Regions from separate parts of the Homo sapiens genome. Here region 2 is linked to region 1. The links are chromatin contacts, found by Hi-C or POLR2A ChIA-PET in ENCODE. All regions are on one chromosome and are shown on one strand. Each heading gives the region's core, a stretch centred on a gene start or an enhancer-like site at or near the end of the contact. The rest is flanking DNA. Distances are from core to core; before and after follow the strand shown. Region 1 has its middle 73 kb from the start of CT70. Region 2 overlaps LOC112268038 (a long non-coding RNA gene).

What was found. A loop is a pair of places that touch in the nucleus more often than their neighbours do. ChIA-PET counts read pairs that join two places held with the same protein, here RNA polymerase II (POLR2A). Pooled maps may share reads with other maps.
Region 2: a pooled map shows a loop between it and region 1 (2.0-fold over the local background). The contact joins two enhancer-like sites. A Hi-C loop is called at or near these places in 1 of 50 pooled maps. POLR2A ChIA-PET finds 5 or more read pairs at or near these places in 3 of 52 experiments (BJ, WTC11 and activated CD8-positive, alpha-beta memory T cell).

What each region holds. Positions count from the first base shown.
Region 1 is chr9:105,061,288-105,068,302 of GRCh38, reverse strand. No RefSeq gene overlaps it. Among named protein-coding and RNA genes, the nearest start is that of CT70, 73 kb to the right of the region's middle. Within about 2 kb of position 3,667, at least 30 of the 41 ENCODE cell types and tissues checked have a DNase peak (open chromatin) inside an H3K27ac peak, as active enhancers do.
Region 2 is chr9:105,203,030-105,209,769 of GRCh38, reverse strand. The region is part of intron 2 of LOC112268038 (a long non-coding RNA gene); the gene reads left to right. Among named protein-coding and RNA genes, the nearest start is that of SLC44A1, 38 kb to the left of the region's middle. Within about 2 kb of position 3,374, at least 11 of the 41 ENCODE cell types and tissues checked have a DNase peak (open chromatin) inside an H3K27ac peak, as active enhancers do.

The DNA of each region.
Region 1 (7,015 bases), core at 2,418-4,917:
TTTGTGAAGGGCAGCATGCTTCATGTAGCCCTCCATATTGTTAGACTCATTGCAGAAATGTGCCTTTCCACACTCCTGAGATCATTAGACCTCATGAAATGCCTTGTAAGGGCTCTTAATATGAAGCTGTGGCCAGAAATTTAATTAACAGAGAAAACACAACCTAAGCATGCAAGACAGCACGACTCAAAGTCTCATAAAAGCCCATTTCCTTGGAGGCACTGGAGCAGTGGAGAGCCTCTTCATTAGTGGTGAGCTGATAAATGTTTAACAACTGGCTCTGTAGGGCAGGGAAGGGATCATGATTTGTAGGTTTGCCCATTCCTGTGGTGTAAATACTCTATGGCTGATTCAGGTTTAAAAAATGTAATAGGACTGAGCATTTCCCTTTTCTTTTTTTTTTTTTTTTTTGAGATGGAGTCTCACTCTGTTAACCTAGGCTGGACTGCAGTGGCGTGGTCTTGGCTCACTGCAACCTCTGCCTCCCAGGTTCAAGAAATTCTCCCACCTCAGCCTCCTGAGTAGGTGGGACTACAGGCACGTGCCACCACACCCAGCTAATTTTTTTTTGTATTTTTAGTAAAGACGGGGTTTCACTATGTTGGCCAGGCTGGTCTCAAACTCCTGACCTCGTGATCCATCTGCCTCAGCCTCCCAAAGTGCTGGGATTACAGGCGTGAGCCACCATGCCCGGCCGAGCATTTCTATCACAGAGATATAATAGATATAAATCACTTTAAGAGCATAGATGGTAGTAAAATACAGTATAATAATTAGGAAGTGATGAGTTTTGAGTGTTTATTATCATTGATTTTAATATTCACTTAAGTTTATATAATTTTAATCATGGTCACATTTATTTATTTATTCATATTTTTGGTTTTTTTGAGACAGGGTCTCGCTCTGTCACCCAGGCTGGAGTACAGTGGTGTGATCTCAGCTCACTGCAACCTCCGCCTCCCAGGTTCAAGCAATTCTCCTGCCTCAGCCTCCTGAGTCGCTGGGACTACAGGCACATACCACCACGCCTGGCTAATTTTTGCATTTTTAGTAGAGACGGGGTTTTGGCACGTTGGCCAGGCTGGTCTCGAACTCCTGACCTCAGGTGATCCACCCGCCTTGGCCTCCCAAAGTGTTGGGATTACAGGCGTGAGCCACCGCGCCCAGCCTTCCATGGCCACATTTAGTAACTGGTTTGCAAACATTCTGAAAAAGTAGCAATTGGCTCTTGTGGGCCATGATCCATGACAGCTCTAGCATACCACCACTCTGGTCCTCCTCAGTGTGCACCTGTTTCTTGGCAAGGACCAGCTCATATGAATCTTGAGCTTCAAATGCAAAGGCAGCTCCATTGCTTCCTTGTCACCTAACTGGTCACATCTCCCCATGGCTGCTATCTTGTGCCTCTGCCACACGGCTTCTCCATCTTCTATGGTAAGTGGGGTTTTGCAGAGTTTCTGGGAGAGTGTCCTTCTCCAGGCTGGAGCCCCCTGTGGTGGACACAGGCTTTTATTCTTCAGTGAGGATCTTGGTCTCACATCCTTGTACTCTCCCTTAAGGTGTTCTTGCTCACTTTACCGTGAGCCACCTTGGCATATTGGGCTGTCAAGTTCCATCTGGTCAGTGAGCATTTGTGGAGTCCGTACAGTGTGCTGACTCCTCCTGTTTGTGTTTCTGGTGCCAGGTCCTGTGCTCTGACATCCATTCTCTCATTTGGCCCTTAGAGCAGCCCTGCTGGATGAGTCTTATTTTTTCAACATTTCACGTGAGGAAACTGTGGCCCAGAGACGGGAAGTAACTTGCCCACAGTCCAGCAGTCATGTCTTAAGCAAAACATTGCCTTTGATATGTAACGTGCAGGGAAACATCTTTCACCCCTCAGCTGGCTGCTGCTGGTTGTGGACTCACTTTGCTCAACTAAGGGAGGATTTGGAGTTGTTTTCTGGGAAGGCTCCACCACAGAATTGCAGCAGAGGGACATTTAGATAGAAGGGCAGAACTGGAGTTGGAGCCAGTCATGAGCCCCAGGAGCATCTGTGATTCCGTGTTATTCCTAAAGAAGGCAGAGCTGGAACTGGGGTTGGGTCTGCTCCCTGGGAACATCTATGACCCTGTCTCATTGCCTTGCACCCCTCTGTGCCTGCTGGAGCCTGGTTCCTGGCTCCTAAAGGAGAAACGCCATTTGGAGGCAAGTGTGGTCCTTCCCATTGCAGGAGCTCCTTTTTTTTTTTTTTTTTAAGATGGTGTCTCACGCTGTCGCCCAGGCTGGAGTGCAATGGCGCGATCTCGGCTCACTGCAACCTCCGCCTCCCGGGTTCAAGCAATTCTCCTGCCTCAGTCTCCCGAGTAGCTGGGATTACAGGTGCCTGCCACCATGCCCAGCTATTATTTGTATTTTTAGTAGAGAACAGGTTTCGCCATGTTGGCCAGGCTGGTCTCGAACTTCTGACCTCAGGTGATCCGTCCATCTCCTCCCAAAGTGCTGGGATTAAAGCATAAGCCACCATGCCCGGCCTGCAGGAGCTCTTAACACCTGTGCGGAGAAGGCTGGGCACCTTGCGACTGAGCAGCAGATGTGTCTCATGAAGGGAAGCCAGCTTTAGCTGTGGAGCAAATGCTGAGTGCCAGGCTGGGGAAGGTGGGACAAGAAGAAGGTGAGAATTGAAGGATCATGGAAGCCTGTTTCTCAGAAGACCTGGATTCAAGTCTAAGTTCTCCTTACTTATTAGCTTTGTGGACTTGGGTAAATCATTAAGCCTCTGAGTTGTTTGCCCCTCTGTGGAATGAGGGAGATAAGGATAGTGGCTACTGTTTGTTAAGGGCTCTCTATGAATTAGGTGCTGCAGTCAGCGTGTACTAAACATTATGTACAAGGTAATTCCCATAAAAGACTGAACCCAGTGCCAGAAACACGGTCAATGTGCACTATATGGCAGCTGTTAATGTTTTGTTGATCCTCCTAACAATCCCCTGATTAATAATAACCACAGAAATAATAATAGTTGCTAGCATTTATGGAGCACTTTGTATGCATCCAGCCATTGTTTTGAGTGCTCTAGGTGTATTAACTTATTTAATTTTCCCAGCTATCCCATGAGGTTGGTTCTATTTTTAACCTCATTGACATGTGAGAAAATTGAAGCACAATTAAGTTAAATGCATTGCCCAAGACACGTGACTAGAAATTGACAAACAGCTAGAAAGCAGAAGAGGTGTTCTTATTGTTGCCCATTTCACAAGGACAGTAACTAAGGCACAGAGAGGCTGAGCAGCGTGCCCATGGCTGGGGTCGGCAGGACTCTCCTCTGGGTTTTTGGGCAGATGAAATGATATAATGGATGGGAAATGGCTTTGTGAACTGTCCTTCCGACTGTTTCAGCCGGCAGTGAGTAAGCTTTGCATGTTCTGTTTTTTCTAATCTAGTTGCATCAGCTGGTCTGAGAGCCAGGGGCCTTTAGGAGGACCTGCCTGGACTTAGCTTGTCATTGGATAGGTGCTTTGTGTGTAGGTCCTGGACTTACATCCCCTCGGGACAGCCTAGGAGCCGTGGCTTGTCTGACTTCAAAGCCGTTGCCAGCTGGGAGGCTTTGGGAGGAGCCAGCTGGCAGCTGGCCACCATCATGTGCAGCTGGGGTTACCAGCAGTCACTCTCCGGCCTTCCCCCAACCACACTCACTGTCTCCAGTGGCTGATTCCCAGACACACCCAAGACAGCAGTCAGCCAGGCAGGGGGAAGAGCAGCTCGAGGCTCCTAATGGAGTGGCGCTAATCAGGGAAAAAGGGAGCCTCTTTTTGCTCCCTTCCCCACTATGCTTCTGGCATAACCCCTCTCCCACAGGGCTCCTCAGGCATGACATCCTAGAAATTCCTGGGTGCATTCCTTCTTCCCAGTTACGTACTTTCCAAAATGGAGTAGGTAGGGCTACTGGGTCTTTGGGGAGGGGTCAGTGTTACATGCCTCTAGGGCTCTCTCCTCACTTCACTGGGAGATCCTCCAGCAGGGGTAGGATCTCCCCTCTCCTGAGCCAGCATCGGGCAGGGCCTGGGAAGGTGTTCAGTATTGTCACGTTTCTGGAGGGAAGGCCAATTCAGCTATCGGGTTGGCACTTGGGTGCTGTGTGTGGTGATGGTGATGGTGATGGTGGCAGCTTGTGTGTGTCTGGAGGAGGGAGGAAGTTTGGTGGGGGAAGGGAACCAGAGGCAGCTGAGGCTGAAAGGGCTGAGATGCGGGGGCTCTCGCCTGCTGGTGTGGCAGGAAGGGCTTGGGCTCCATACACACATAGATGTGGCCTTGACTCCTCACCTCATCACGCACTGTCTGAATGAGGTGTTCATCTCATGCGATTCTTCCCCTGGGCCTCTTTGTTTATGAAGGGAATGGGGGAAGGTAAAAACCAGACTTCAGTTTGGTTTCTGTCTGGCAGTAATGACTAAGCTCTCTTTTTTCCTGATTAGTCTTAGGCAAATGTCTGTACAAGAATTATTTTCTTACGAGGATCACACAGTCCAGTGTAACATGAAATTCCTCCAATTAAAATGACTTTGCCTCTCCATGTTGTGAAATATTAACCTTGACATTATTGTGCTAATAGTACATGCTCCTATTCTCAGATCCTATTTTCACTTCGAAGGTACTCTGAGTCCATCAAGATGGACTAAACTTTTCTATATATCAGCTCTATGATCCCCAGGTCTTCCCTGAGAGGAGCTGGGGGTAAGATGGAGAATCTCAGTTCATCTAGCCAAAAATATTTGTTCCTTTCACTTCCCTTAAAGAATTTTACAGTTCAGGAATCACTTCCACATGCTTTATGGGAAATCTTTTTTTTTTTTTTTTTTTTTGAGATGGAGTCTCGCTCTGTCGCCCAGGCTGGAGTGCAGTGGAGCGATCTCGGATCACTGCAAGCTCCGCCTCCCAGGTTCACCCCATTCTCCTGCCTCAGCCTCCCAAGTAGCTGGGACTACAGGCGCCCGCCACCACGCCCGGCTAATTTTTTGTATTTTTAGTAGAGATGGGGTTTCACCATGTTAGCCAGGGTGGTCTCGATCTCCTGACCTCCTGATCCGCCCGTCTTGGCCTCCCAAAGTGCTGGGATTACAGGCGTGAGCCACCGTGCCCGGCCTTTTTTTTTTTGAGATGGAGTCTCACTCTGTCGCCAGGCTGGAGTGCAGTGGCACGATCTCAGCTCACTGCAACCTCCGCCTCCCGGGTTCAAGCGATTCTCCTGCTTTAGCCTCCCGAGTAGCTGGGACTACAGGGGTGCGCCACCACGCCCAGCTAATTTTTGTATTTTTAGTAGAGACGGGGTTTCACCATGTTGGCCAGGATGGTCTCCATCTCTTGACCTCGTGATCCACCCCCCTCAGCCTCCAAAAGTGCTGGGATTACAGGCGTGAGCTGCCGCACCCCGCCGCTTTATGTGAAATCTTTAAAACACGTGTCTGAAGTAAGTATTCTCCCCCATCATTAAAGTGTAGATAGAGAATCTAAGACTCAGAGAAGGTAACTGAATTGCCTAGGGTCACATAACCATTGAGCAGCTCTGAGTTCCTCACGGTGCCTTCTGTGTCCTCTTCTCTCTGCTCAACTGCATCCATCTCTGGCTGCAGTGCCAGCTGCTTCAATCTGTTCTCTCTGTGGGAGGCCGCAAGCCACCAGGCATCAGCCAGGAGCAGAAGTGTTCAAAAATTGTCCAGCTGCAGCTGGGCAGAACTCAAGGAGTTGTGGTCCCCCACTGCAGCTGACAAGGATAGCGAGAAGCAAATACCCTGAAGGTTAGGAGCCCATCAGGGGAGGACTAGAGGGAATCAATTCATCAGCTGTGTCCAAATGCCCCACCTCCCAGCAGAAGGCCACACCATCTACCAGTGAAACCTGCTGCAATCTTGACCCTTGAATCCTCACCATGATCCGGTATCCTCTTGGCTCACCACCGCACCCCTTCCAATGAATCACTAGGTGGTTTCCAGTCTACCTCTGATATAGCTCCCTAATTTTTCCCCTCCTCTACATCTCCAGCCTGCACTCTAGAGCTGCAACCCCCTTCCCCAGTCCACCGCACTCTGCCTCCGGGATCTCTCCCCTCCTGCAACCTCAAGGGAATTCTTGCAGTGATTTTTAGAAAGAAAAAAGTGTAGGCTGGACATGATGGCTCACACCTGTAATCTCAGCACTTTGGGAGGCTGAGGCGGATGGGTCACTTGAGGTCAGGAGTTCGAGACCAGTCTGGCCAACGTGGTGAAACCCTCTCTATAATAAAAATACAAAATCAGTGGACAGTAGTGGTGCACCCCTGTAATCCCAGTCACCCAGGAGGCTGAGGCAGGAGAATTGCTTGAATCTGGGAGGTGGAGGCTGCTGTGAGCCAAGATTGTGCCACTGCACCCCTGCCTGGGCAACAGAGTGAGACTCCATCCCCACTACCAAAAAAAAAAAAAAAGAAAAAAGAAAAGAAAGGAAAAAAGTGCAAATCTGCTTGTATTATGCTTCAAAATCCTTTACCATCTATGCATTGCTTTCTAAATGCAGTGACAGTCCCTTAGCTGATGCACTCTACTTGTGGGCTGCCCTGTTATTATTTTTTTTTAGATGCAGTTTTGCTCTTATCGCCAAGGCTGGAGTGCAGTGGCACGATCTCCGCCCCCGGGGTTCAAGCGATTCTCCTGCCTCATCCTCCCAAGTAGCTGGGATTACAGGCATGTGCCATCACACCTGACTAATTTTTTGTATTTAGTAGAGATGTGGTTTCACCATGTTGGTCCGGCTTGTCTTGCACTCCTGACCTCAGGTGATCTGCCTCAGCCTCCCAAAGTGCTGGGATTACAGGCGTGTGCCACCGCGCCCAGTGTGCCCCATTACTCTATAGCTTTACTCCTTATGTGTATGTTCTACTCTATCAGTGCTAAATTTTCCAGTCTCAGTGGGTTGTGCCATCTCCCTTCTTGTCCTGGGTAACTCCTGTTCCTACTTCAGATGTCTCTTCCTCTGGAAAACCTTTCACTTGATACCCACTCC
Region 2 (6,740 bases), core at 2,125-4,624, 140 kb before region 1:
TGATGGAGCTGGAGGTCATTATTCTAAATGAAATAACTCAGGAATGGAAAATCACATACTATATGTTCTCACTTATAAGTGGGAGCTAAGCTATGGGTACACAGAGGCATCCAGAGTGATGTAATGGACTATGGAGACTCAGAAGGAGAAGGGTGTAAGAGGGCACAAAGGATAAAAAAAACTACCTATTGGGTCTAATGTACACTACACAGGTGATGGGTGCACTAAAATCTCAGACTTCACCACTATACAATTCATCCATGTAATCAAAAACCACTTGCAGCCCCAAAGCTATTGAAATAAAAAAAAAGTTTTAAATAAGACCACTATTACATGACCCAAATAATTAACAATATCATATTATTCGTAATATCATAATATTCAGCCAGTGTTTAAATTTCCTTTCTCTTAAACTCATTATATTTTATTGTATGTATTTATTTATTTTGAGATAGGGTCTTATTCTGTTGCCCAGGCTGGAGTGCAGTGGTGCAATCACCACTTGCTGCAGCCCCTCGACCTTCCCAGGCTCAGACTCTCCCACCTCAGCCTTCCGTGTAGCTGGGACTACAGTTGCACGCTACCATTCCCGGCAAATTTTTGCGTTTTTTGTAGAGACAAGGTTTCACCATGCTGCCCGGGTCTAGAACTCATGGGCTAAAGGGATCCCCTTGCTTCACCCTCCTGAAGCCTCATTATTTTTTACATGATTTGTTACCACACCACCCCCAGCCTCATTATTTTTTACGTAATTTGTTTGAAGGAAGATTGAAATAATTTTCATTGTTTAAATATGATTCACACATTGCCGTCGGTCAATATGTCTTTTTTTTGTTTGTTTTGAGACGAATCTAGCTCTGTCGCCTCGGTTGGAGTGCAGTGGCATGATCTTGGCTCACTGCAACCTCTGCCTCCCAGGTTCAAGCATTTCTGCCTCAGCCTCCAGAGTAGCTGGGATTACAGGCACCCACCACCATGCCCAGCTAATTTTTGTATTTTTAGTAGAGACGGGGTTTCACTGTGTTAGCCAGGATGGTCTCAAACTCCTGACCTCGTGATAGGCCCACCTCGGCCTCCCAAAGTGCTGGGATTACAAGCGTGAGCCACCACGCCCAGCCAGTCAATATATCTTTTAGGTCTCTTTTAATCTATAGATTTCTCTGTATTTGTTGAGGAAACCTGATTCTGTTCAGTAGTTTCCCACAGTCTGGAGTTTTTGCATTCATCCCTGTAGTGGTATTTAACATGTTCCTTCGTTCCTTGCATTTCCTGTTCATTGGTAATTAAAACTAGAGTCTATATCAGACCCAGGTTCAATTTTTTAGCCAGACTACTTCGTAAGTGGTGTTGTGTTCTTCCATCAGGGGCATATAATATCTGGTGGTCTTTCTCCTGCTTGTTTTTCATTCATCCTTTCTCATATTTTCATATCTCACCTTTATGATTCCTGGAAAGGGGGCTGGGAGGTTGGGAGTCTGGCGGAGGGATTGCCAGCCTTTCTGCCTGCTCCTGTCATATTGCGTTGCTCTATTCCCTTGTTATTGGTCTATGCCATCAACATGGCTTTCCATTCCTATGGGGCATGATGGTGCTGCTAATGCCCTTCCCAGAGCTAAGGGGGGAACTGACATGTTGAAAAAACTTTAGAGGTTAACATTTTTTATTGCTTTTCTTCTTCCATGCTAGGGAATGCCAAGTCTGAGCCCTGCTGGCTTGTTATTGGTTCAGATGGCAAACAGCTATCAAGCAGGGAAGGGTCTGCTGGATAGGAAAGTAGCTGATGTACTTCCTTCCTGATCCATGCAGAATGGGAACGTAATTTCCAACTATTATTTGGTGCCCAAACTTCAAATTTAATGCTTCAGGCCTAAAGTCCAAACATAGTTGAACGCCATAAGAATGTTCCAGATTCCCTAGAGTTGGGTCAACATGGGACTGACATATATGAAGGATTTGCCTAACCATATATTGCCCACAGCAATATTGAATCCTTGCTCAAATTCCAGGCTAGTGTGTTGATTAGAAGTCTAGAAAAGAGAAAAAAAATGTCGTCAGTCATTACAGCCAGCCTTTCTACAAAATAATCTTTTTTTTTTTTAAAGATTCAGTAACACAGAGTATTTGTTTCTATTTGACCTCAATTTCTTCATCAACTAATTTTACCTCGTTGAATCCTAAGTGTAGCAGATTCTGTTGATACCTAGCCCTGTATCACTCTGGCCCACCTTTGAGTTCACATGCAGCTTGAGTGGGTCAGCTCCTGGCCACGTGGACAGGTGCCTACCTCATGTGCTTGTGGCTCCCTACTCTTCACCCAGAGGGTTTGCTCCTGTTCTACCAGAAATTATCAGACTGCTCAGGACATTGTGGAGGTACTGGGAACTTAAGATCCCCAGGTGCAACCCTTGACCCCTGAGAAATGAGAGTCAGTGGACACATCCCTCAGCTTCCCCATCCCTTGGCAGGATAATCCTGCGGCATGTCCTCCATGGAGCTTCAGAGGGTTCCCTGTAGGATTTATTGGTATTGGACTTTCCTACTCACTGATGCAACTTTGAACTTTTGTTCCTTTTCAGTCTTCCTTTCTCCACTATTTCACTTAAGTTTCCTGCAATCACTTCCCAAATAAGCCACCTAAACCCAATTTATTGTGTCAGAGCCTGCTTTTGGGACAACACAAACTAGTCAGGAAATAATTTTGTAAGTGACCTCAAAACGCTTTGGAACAAGTGTGTGTAAATAAGTAAATATTGAGCATTATGTGCTGGATACATCCACATGTGAGTCATCTCTAATCCTATGAGTGAGCTATTGATATCTCCACTTTTTTTAGATGAGAAAACTGAAAATATGAGACATGCAAAGAAATTGCCCAAGAACACATAACCCGTAAGAACGAAGATGCAAATCCATAAAGACCAGCAACATTGTCTTGGCTCTTGTTCTCCATTATGTTTTTGGTGGAAGATTTTCTCTAATAGCTGGCAGGTTTCTGTCTTTCATTCTTCCTTTTTTGAATTGTTCTATTTGCTTATCTATATTTTGAATGGGTGAATTTCCTGCCAGTTGAACTTCAAGTTGTAAGTAAAAAGGCCTATCTTGATGTGGTCTCCTAGCAACAATTTATGAAGCACTTTAAAGCAATTATTCTTCTCAAGCACGTTTCCAAATGTTGAAGCATGTTCATTCACTTCGATCATTACAATCTCCAAGAACATTCATTCTGTAGCACACAGTTCTGGTAATTATAAGCTCATCAACAGGTTGCTTAGTGAGCGGAGAGCAAGGACAAACCCCACTCTCCCCAGGAGCTGAGCACTTTGTTTCCAGCCTAGCAAGGCAGGGCAGGGCAGATCCACTCCTGCCCAAATGAGTCTTAGTTGATTTGTGGAGTGGTGAAGGGGGAAGAATATTTAAACCCCAAATAGCTCTCTGTAAAATGTGGAGTCCATGGCAACACACACAGTCCTAGGGAGGATTTGAATATCTAAGGCCTGAGTCTGCCATTCAGTTTTCTGTGCCTCTTCCTCTGGACCCCTCCCTCAGCCCACCCTAGATCTGGAGACTCAACATCAGGCAGAGGCCTCATCTTGCCTCCCATGGGTCCTTAAACATGTAGTTCTGCCCAAATTAGCCATTGGCCCTTCAATTTGTCTTTCTTTCCTTGTCTTTTTCTAAGAATTCTCTTTTATTTTTATCTTCCTTTGAGTGTTTTAGGACACAAGTCTGGAAGGGGATCTGGATTGCTGGCAGTCACCCTGTAGGTTCAGCAAATAGGAATGTCCATTTGGCAAGCTAGAGGGTTGTCCATCTGGGCTATGGTTGTGAAACCATCAGGCCTGACTCCAACTCCACTGGAGAGGAAATTACAATCAGGATGGTGCCTTGGACAAAAATTAAGCACTCCTGGGATGTTTTAGATCTAAGAAAGGGGAAGGTTGACTTTCCTACTAATCCGGGAAGCTGCTTTTTTAAAAAAACTCTTTATTTTGAAACATTTTAATTCACAAAAGAGTTTTTCTATACCTCTCACCTGCTTTCCCTAAGGTTAACATCTTATGTAACTGTAGCACACTTATGAAAATAAAGAATCAGTTGTATTGATAATGTTCTTATGAAGGGAAATTGTACGAATCCCAGGATAGTAAAGGCCAGATGCATGCACACACACACACGCACACACACACACACACACACCAGATAAACATATACAATATACAGACACATACACACCAGAAACACACACAACATGCATACAGATATTCACACAAATACAGATACATACACAACATAATACAGATATACACAACATACAGACACACACACATCAGACACACACAACATACAATACACAGACATACTTAGAACATAATACAGATATACACAACATACAGACACACACACATCAGACACACACAACATACAATACACAGATATACTTAGAACATAATACAGATATACACAAGATATGCATACACGACATACATATACATACAAAATACAGATATACACATGTGCATGCAGCAAGACAAAAATAGACACATGCAACATACATACAAGCACAAAGTATATACAGATATACATGCAACATACATACATACAGAGATATATGAACACATACAACATATGTACAGAGATACATAGCATACATGCTCTTAAAATTATGGCTCATACTTTATATACTGAGAGTGCTTCTTGGTGGAATTTGAGCTGGTTGATGGAGGCAGAAAAGTGCTGAGACAGAACTAAGGAACAATGGTGATGAAGCAGTCAGGGCATGGGGTCAAGAATGACTCTCTCTACCTGGAAATTGTTATTTCTTTGTGGAAATGGGGCTGCCATCTACCATAGTAATAGTTTGGGTTGCAAAATCTGACCCACCAAACACGTCAAGGAAGACTTGTTCAGATAAACTTTAGATATAAACTGTTCTGCCCCATTTACCCAGTCAGGGTAGGGTAGGTACAGCCAGCCCAAATTTCCTGGGTCCCCATGCAGGAACAGGAGCAGAAAGGAGAGATGTTTCATCCTGAGACTTGGCTAAAATGACATAAGCATTTATTATCTCTTGTAGTTTCTGTAGGTCAAGAATTTGGGAGCAGCTTAGCTGGATGGTTCTCGCTCAAGGTGACTCAGGAAATTCAGTCAAAATGTTGGCCAGGACTACAGTCATAGGAAGATCTGACTGGAGCCAGGCAATTTGCTTCCAACACAGCTCACATACATGAATGGCAAGTTGATGCAGCCTGTTGGCAGGTCGGGGCTCAGTTCCTTACCACATGGGTCTTTCTGTAGGGATCCTGGGTGTTCTTCTTGGCATGGTGGCTGACTCCCCCAGAGCGAATGATCTAAGAGAGCAACGCAGAAGCCTCAATGTCTTTTATGACCTAGCTTTGGAAGCCACACTTTGTCGTTTCTGCAGTGTCCTATTAGCTAACAGGTCAGCCCTATTTAGTGTGGGAAGGGACTATCCAAGAGTGTGAATATCAGGGGGCCATCTTGGAAGCTAACTACCACGTGATCTTTTTTTTCTGATGATTTCATTCCAATTTAATAAAGCACTTTTAGACTAAACCTCAAGGTATAGTCAAATATAGTCAAACTTGGTTTCAAAACCAAGTTGGTGAAGTTGGTGAAAGCTAAAGTTAGGTCTCCTAGATAAGATGATATTTGAGTTGGGAACTGAAGGAAATATAAGAGTTATGGAGAGAGTGGTGAGAGATGAGGTTAGAGAGGTGTGTATGTGTGTGTGTGTGTGTGTGTGTGTGTGTGTGTGCACCTGCGCGCCTTGTAGGCCATTGTAAGGACTTGGGTATTTTATTCTTTCCATAATTTGAGGAGCCTTGCAGGTAATATATCCCTGAGTGCTTTTGTCTTCTTCTTCCTCCTTTCCCTCTTATGTGTGGAGTTCAGATGACATGTGGGATTTTGGTGAGTTGTGAAGGAAGGAGGCCAGGACATTTGAAACAGAAATGGAAAATTTGTTTGATAGAAGTCACTGTCGGCCGGGCCTAGTGGCTCATGTCTGTAATTCCCAGCACTTTGGGAGGCTGAGGCGGGTGGATCACTTTAGGTCAGGAGTTGGAGACCAGCCTGGCCAGCATGGTGAAACCCCATCTCTACTAAAAATACAAAAAAATTAGCCGGGCATGGTGGCACATGCCTGTAGTCCCAGCTATCTGAGAGGCTGAGCCAGGAGAATGGCTTGAACCCAGAAGGTGGAGGTTGCAGTGAGCCAAGATCATGCCACTGCACTCCAGCCTAGGCGATAGAGCAAGACTCTGTCCCCTCTCCAAAAAAAAAATAGAAGTCACTGTTTTGCCATGAACAAACTGTGCGTGTGTGGTTGTGTGTGTGACAGAGAGAGAGACAGAGAGAGAGAAACGGAGACAAATATAAAGGGATTCAAGAGAGCAATATGGATTGGTAAAGCCTGTAACAATATCCTTTTCTTTTTAAAAGTTATTTTAACAAATTTGTACTTTAAAATTTTCCTGATTATCCAAGTAATATATGTTCATTAAGATAAGGCAAGAATCATGCATGATGTCATCACCCAGAGGCAATAAAATGCTTTGACATTTCCTAGATCCTTTTCCTGGGCATGTTTTCTTCCTTAAGTTGAGGTTATATTCCTTCTGTAATTTTGCATTCAGCTTTTCATATGCATTTTATTGAATTATTTAATAGCTTTTAATAACCATTAGAGAAAAAATGTGCATATGTTTCTTCTCTTGGTT